Linked DNA regions of Homo sapiens: region 1 is linked to region 2. A link is an interaction called in ENCODE POLR2A ChIA-PET data of the cell type or tissue named here. Cell type or tissue: HepG2. All regions are shown on one strand. Links, peaks and the distances in the headings refer to the core of each region. The heading gives the core; the rest is flanking DNA. Region 1 overlaps DNAAF5 (dynein axonemal assembly factor 5). Region 2 holds the start of LOC105375119 (a long non-coding RNA gene).

Region 1 (2,905 bases), core at 241-2,740, 120 kb before region 2:
AATCTTACATTTGGAAAAACCTAAAGATTCCACAAAAAACCTATTAGAACAGATAAACAAATTCAGTAAAGTTGCAGGATACAAAATCACCAAAAAAGCCCCAGTAGCATTTCTACATGCCAACAGTTAACAAATCTGAAAAAGAAATCAAGAAAGTAATTCCATTTACAATAGCTACAAACAAAATAAGATACCTAGGAATTAACTTAACCAAAGAAGTGAAAGATCTCTACAATGAAAACTATAAGGCCAGGCGCAGTGGCTCACACCTGTAATCCCAGCACTTTGGGAGGCTGAGGCAGTCGGATCACGAAGTCAGGAGATTGAGACCATCCTGGCTAACATGGTGAAACTGTCTCTACTAAAAACACAAAAAATTAGCCAGGTGCGGTGGCAGGCACCTGTAGTCCCAGCTACTCGGGAGGCTGAGGAAGGAGAATGGCGTGAACCTGGGAGGCGGAGCTTGCAGTAAGCAGAGATCGCACCACTGCACTCCACCCTGGATGACAGAGCGAGACTGTCTCAAAAAAAAGAAAGAAAACTATAAACCACTGACATGAGAAAACTGAAGAGGACACACACAAAAAATGGTAACATACTCCATGGACTGGAAGAATCAATATTGTCCATACTACCCAAAATGTCCATACTACCCAAAGCAATTTACAGACTCAACGCAATCCCTATCAAAATACCAATGACATTCTTCACAGAAATAGAAAAAATAATCCTAAATTTATATGGAACCTCGAAAGACGTTGAATAGCCAAAGCCATCCTGAGCAAAAAACAAAACAAGACAAAAACAAACAAAAAACTGGAGGGATCACATTACCTGACTTCAATTTATACTACAGAGCTACAGCGACCAGAACAGCTTGGCACTGGCATAAAAACAGACACACAGACCAATGGAACAGAATAGAGAAGCCAGAAATTAAATCCATACATTTACAGTGAACTTATTTTGACAAAGGTGCCAAGGACATATCTTGGGGAGAGGACAGTTTCTTCAATAAATGGTGCTGGGAAAACTGGAACTCCATATGCAGAAAAATGAAACTGGACCCCTATCTCTCACCATGTACAAAAATCAAATCAAAATAGATTAAAGACCTCAATCTAAGACCTCAAACTATGAAACCACTAAAAGAAAACATTGGGGAAACTCTCTGGGACATGGCCTGGGCAAATGGGATCACATCAAGTTAAAAAGCTTCTGCACAGCAAATAAAACAATCAATAGTGAGGAGACAACCCACAGGATGGGAGCAAACAGCTGCACAAATACCCATCTGACAAGGGACTGACAACCAGAATCCATAAGGAGCTCAAACTCAATAGAAAAAAATCTAATAACGCGATTTAAAAATGGACAGATCTGAATAGACATTTCTCAAAAGAAGGCATACAAATGGCAAACAGGTACTTGGCAGGAACGTGACAAACACTCATCTCTGAAAAGCTGTCCATGCATCCCCAGTCTCTCCTGTAACATCTGTTGCTCCCGGAAGGTCTCTCTTGACAAGAACAGGCCTGGTGGCCTCACCAGCAGCACACATCGAGCAGGAAAACTGCAGCAAAGCTGAGCAGCTGCCGACTGCAGGCCTGGCGACAACCAGGGCACCCCTGCAGGGCGAAGTCCATGAGTCACCCACCTGAGGGCGGCACAGGGCAGTTTGTTCAAGGCCTGCTTCACAACTGCACGGCCATACGTCCGTCCTGCCTGCCTCGCCGGGGTTCTGGGTGTGGTCAGTGTCCTGGGCTCGGAGCTGCAGTCATGTGAGCGTGGGGAGATGCATTAGCCCCTGCCGCACTGGGACACCCCCTTTCCACAACTTCAGACACCATCCCGGGGCCTAAGGCTCCAGGGCGGCTAGACCGCCTGTGTCCTGACCTTGCTCTGAGGCTCACCTGGCTGTGCTACCTGAGTGAGCTCTGAGGCCTCTGAGCCTTGTAAGGAGGAGATGAAGTTATTTCCAGGCCCTTCCAGTGAAGTTCAGTGATTTAAGCCGAGTCTAGCAGGCTGCTGGAAGGTTTCCTACGAGTCAGAAGGCAGTCAGGACCTTCTGTGCAGAGAGGATGGGGTCCCAGGGCACCAGTCCCTGGGTTGTTGAGGGGGTGGAGGTGTCTGCAAGGAGCCCACATGGAGCTCCAGGACGGGGTCGCAGGGCTGATCAGAGTAAAAGGGGCAGCACCGTGACTCCACACGAAACTCACGTGAAGGGCCGTGCAGGGTCTCTAATAGGACGCAAACCCCATTGGGAAGAAACGGGCCATGCTGGAAGAATTGTCTTGGGCCACACATAAAATAACACTAACACTAATGATAGCTGACGAGCTAAAAGAAAAAAAAAAATCACAAAAACAATCTCGTAACATTTTAAGAAAGTTTATGAATTGGTGTTGGGCAGCATTCAAAGCCGTCCCGGGCTGCATGTGGCCCACGGGCCGCAGGTTGGACAAGCTTGCTTTAGATCAACAATGTGATGTCAGCTTTCTAACAGACAGCTATTGATACAGAGTAGGCTGCTTATACATAGCTACCAATACAGTTATAGCATTTATAGGCAGCTGTCGACACATAGTTATGGTATTTTTAGAGTTACGGTATAGTTATACTGAGTTACACCGTTTACAGCTAGCAATAGAGTTCCAGTATTTACAGAGCGTGCTCCACAGAGTTCCAGTATTTACAGACAGCTATCGATACAGTGATGGTATTTTTAGACAGTGACGGTATTTTTAGACAGTGATGGTTATTTTTAGACAGTGACAGTAGGCTTACACCGACAGCTATCAGCTATGGAGCTTCAGTATTCACACAGAGCTCTCCATACAGAGTCATCACACTGTTTTGAGGAGTAAGACTTGGCCCATGACACAGACTCCACTTTCCTTGTGGG
Region 2 (2,905 bases), core at 118-2,617:
AGGCCCTGCGAGTCTGTCCGGAGTGACCTCGTTTTGTCAGTGAGAGCCAGGGGGCTGCCTCCAGCACAGGGGGCCAGGACCTGGGGCGAGGACCCACTACACCAGACAGGGCCTGTACCTGCAGCCAAGAGGGGCTGAGACCCACCCAGTGTGTTCTGCGTGTGCACCCGCGGGCAGGGCTGGGCCTGGGAGGGTCTCGGCAGTGGTGAGAGCACAGCCCCTGCCTGGGCTCAGCCTCAGCCTCAGCTGCTTTCTCTCTCTCTCTCTCTCTTTCTTCCTTTTTCTTTCTCTCTCCCTCTTTCTCTCTTTCTGTTTCTTTTTTTATTTTTCTTTCTTTCTCTGCCTCTTTCTTCCTTTTTTTCTCTCTTTCTCTCTTCCTTTTTTCTCTTTCTCTCTCCCTTTCCCTCCCTCCCTTTCTTCCTTCCTTTCTTGCTTTCTTTTTTTTTTTTTTTTTGATGGAGTCTTGCTCTGTAGCCCAGGCTGGAGTGCAGTGGCGCGATCTCGGCTCACTGCAAGCTCTGCCTCCCGGGTTCATGCCATTCTCCTGCCTCAGCCTCCCGAGTAGCTGGGACTACAGGCGCCTGCCACCACGCCCGGCTAATTTTTTTTTGTATTTTTAGTAGAGATGGGGTTTCATAATGGTCTCGATCTCCTGACCTCGTGATCCGCCCACCTCGGCCTCCCAAAGTGCTGGGATTACAGGCATGAGCCACCGCACCCGGCCTTCTTTCTTTCCTTCTTTCTCTCTCTCTTTCTTTCCTTTCTTCCTTTTTTCCTTTCCTTTCCTTTCTTTTCTCTTCTTTCTTTCCTTCTTTCTGTCTTTTTTATTTTTTATTTTTATTTATTTATCTTTTTGAGACGGAGTCTCGCTCTGTCTCCCAGGCTGGCGTGCAGTGGCGCGATCTCCGCTCACTGCAAGCTCCGCTTCCCGGGTTCCAGCAATCCTCCTGCCTCAGCCTCCCGGGTAGCTGGGATTACAGGCGCCCATCACCATGCCCAGCCAATTTTTTGTATTTTTAGTAGAGACGGGGTTTCACCATGTTAGCCAGGATGGTCTCGATCTTCCGACCTTGTGATCCGCCTGCCTTGGGCTTCCAAAGTGCTGGGATTACAAGTGTGAGCCACTGCACCTGGCCTTCTTTCTCTCTTTCTTTGTCTCACTCTTTCTTTCTGCCTCTCTCTCTCTCCTTCTTTCTGTTTTTAGAGACAGGGTCTTGCTCTGTCACCCAGGCTGGAGTGCAGTGGCACAATCTCAGCTCCCTGCAGCCTCAACCTCCTGGGCTCAAGCAATCCTCCTGCCTCAGCCTCCCGAGTAGCTGGGACCACAGGTGCATGCTACCATGCCCAGCTGAATTTTTTACCTTTTTTGAGACAAAGTCTTGCTCTGTCACCCAGGTTGGAGTGCAGTGGTGCGATCTCAGCTCATGGTAACCTCCGCCTCCCAGGTTCAAGCAATTCTCCTGCCTCAGCCTCCCAAGTAGCTGGGATTACAGGTGTGTGCCACTACACCTCACTAATTTTTGTATTTTCAGTAGAGACAGGGTTTCACCATGTTGGTCAGGCTGGTCTCGAACTCCTGACCTCAGGTGATCTGCCTGCTTCGGCCTCCCAAAGTGCTGGGATTATAGGCCGTGAGCCACTGTGCCTGGCCACGCCCAGCCAATTTTTTTACTTTTTATAGAAATGGGGTCTTGTTATGCTGCCCAAGCTGGTCTCAAACTCCTGGGCCCAGCGATCCTTTCACCTCCTTATGGTGCCCGGTCTCCCAAAGTGCTGGGATGACAGGCATGAGCCACCCACCACATCTGGCCCATGTCAGCTTCCTAAGCCTCAGCTTCCTTGTCTGTGAAGTGGGGCAGTAATGGGGCCTGTGGCGGTGAAGTTCAGAGGAGGGGATGTAAACGGGGCGTTCTCTCAGGTGAAAGGCATTCAACCCAGCCTTTTGTCAGAAGACCTGGGTCTTAGCCGTGTTCCACCATCTTGGAGCTGATGAGGCAGGTTGAATCTGTCATTCTGCGCATCCTGTCGTATATGCTGCTGAGTGTTTTGTGTAGACAGTCCTGAGTGGCTGAGGTTGGGCAGATGTAGCCAGACTATGGACAGAGGCTTCCTGTGAGTCCGAAGAAGTGCCCAGCCCTGCGTTGGCCTGTCCTGGTCGGGCGTGCGGGGCGTGGAGTCTGCAGGCGTCTGTCATCTGGGCCTGGCTCCCCTCCCCTCTGTGGGCGCCACGCCTCCCGCCCTCCATGCTGACCTGAACCTCACAGTCCGGTTCCCTGGGTGGTGGACGAGTCCTTGGGTGTCTCCCACCCGCTTGGTGGCAGCCCTGCTTGCCCCTGCGGGGACCTCCCAGCACTGCACCCTCTTGGCTCCGCAGGCTTCCCTGTCCTGGGGCCGGGAGAGGTCTCTGCAGGCTGGGGAGGGGTTTCTGGAAACATTCTCAGGTGAGCTTTCCCGTGCAAGTCCCAACCTGCGCTTGTCTTGGCTCGGGAGGCCCGGAGCGGCGGGAGGAGGAAGGAAGTGGCATTTCTAGGAGCTGATGGTGTTTTCCAGGTGGGCCTGGTCGTGGCTTTTTCACCCTCGGTGTACCGTGTTGGTCGGTGGGCCCTCGTAGTGGGAGCTGGACCTGTCTCTGCAGGTATTGGAGCAGATTCACAGTGCGGAACGATGGGCTGAGTTACTCACGTTCAACCCCGCGTGTGTGATTTCAGGGGCTGAGCTTGGCGCGCCATCTCCTTGCCTTTTGAAGGCGAGTTTGGCTGTGAACGGAGCTGCTGGTTCTGATCCCGTACGCTTCCTCAGACGTTGTGGGCTTGGAGTCTGTGCCACACTCAGAAAAGCACATTTTTGTGTTTTAAAGTCTACATTTTGCCTCTTTTGGTTGCTTTAAAAATGTTAAGAGCCTTAA

What was found. ChIA-PET counts read pairs that join two places held together with the same protein. Peaks named below come from ENCODE experiments on the same cell type or tissue, not always from the same donor. Only the 100,000 strongest peaks of a DNase experiment are listed, where the experiment ranks them.
Region 1: POLR2A ChIA-PET joins it to region 2 with 11 read pairs; 6 of 35 experiments call an interaction of 5 or more read pairs at or near these places.

The regions. Positions count from the first base shown.
Region 1 is chr7:731,136-734,040 of GRCh38, reverse strand. All of the region lies in intron 2 of DNAAF5 (dynein axonemal assembly factor 5), which reads right to left. Among named protein-coding and RNA genes, the nearest start is that of PRKAR1B, 5.3 kb to the right of the region's middle. RefSeq lists an enhancer at 2,676-2,905. In HepG2, for the core only: a CTCF peak has its summit at 1,653 (motif pointing right); a DNase peak (open chromatin) is centred at 1,660.
Region 2 is chr7:613,375-616,279 of GRCh38, reverse strand. All of the region lies in intron 4 of PRKAR1B (protein kinase cAMP-dependent type I regulatory subunit beta), which reads left to right. It overlaps LOC105375119 (a long non-coding RNA gene), which reads left to right and starts at 1,706. Exons shown (of 2, transcript XR_007060176.1): 1 at 1,706-2,441; 2 at 2,709-2,905. RefSeq lists enhancers at 1,834-2,334, 2,335-2,835. In HepG2, for the core only: no CTCF peak of the experiment used is centred there; no DNase peak of the experiment used is centred there.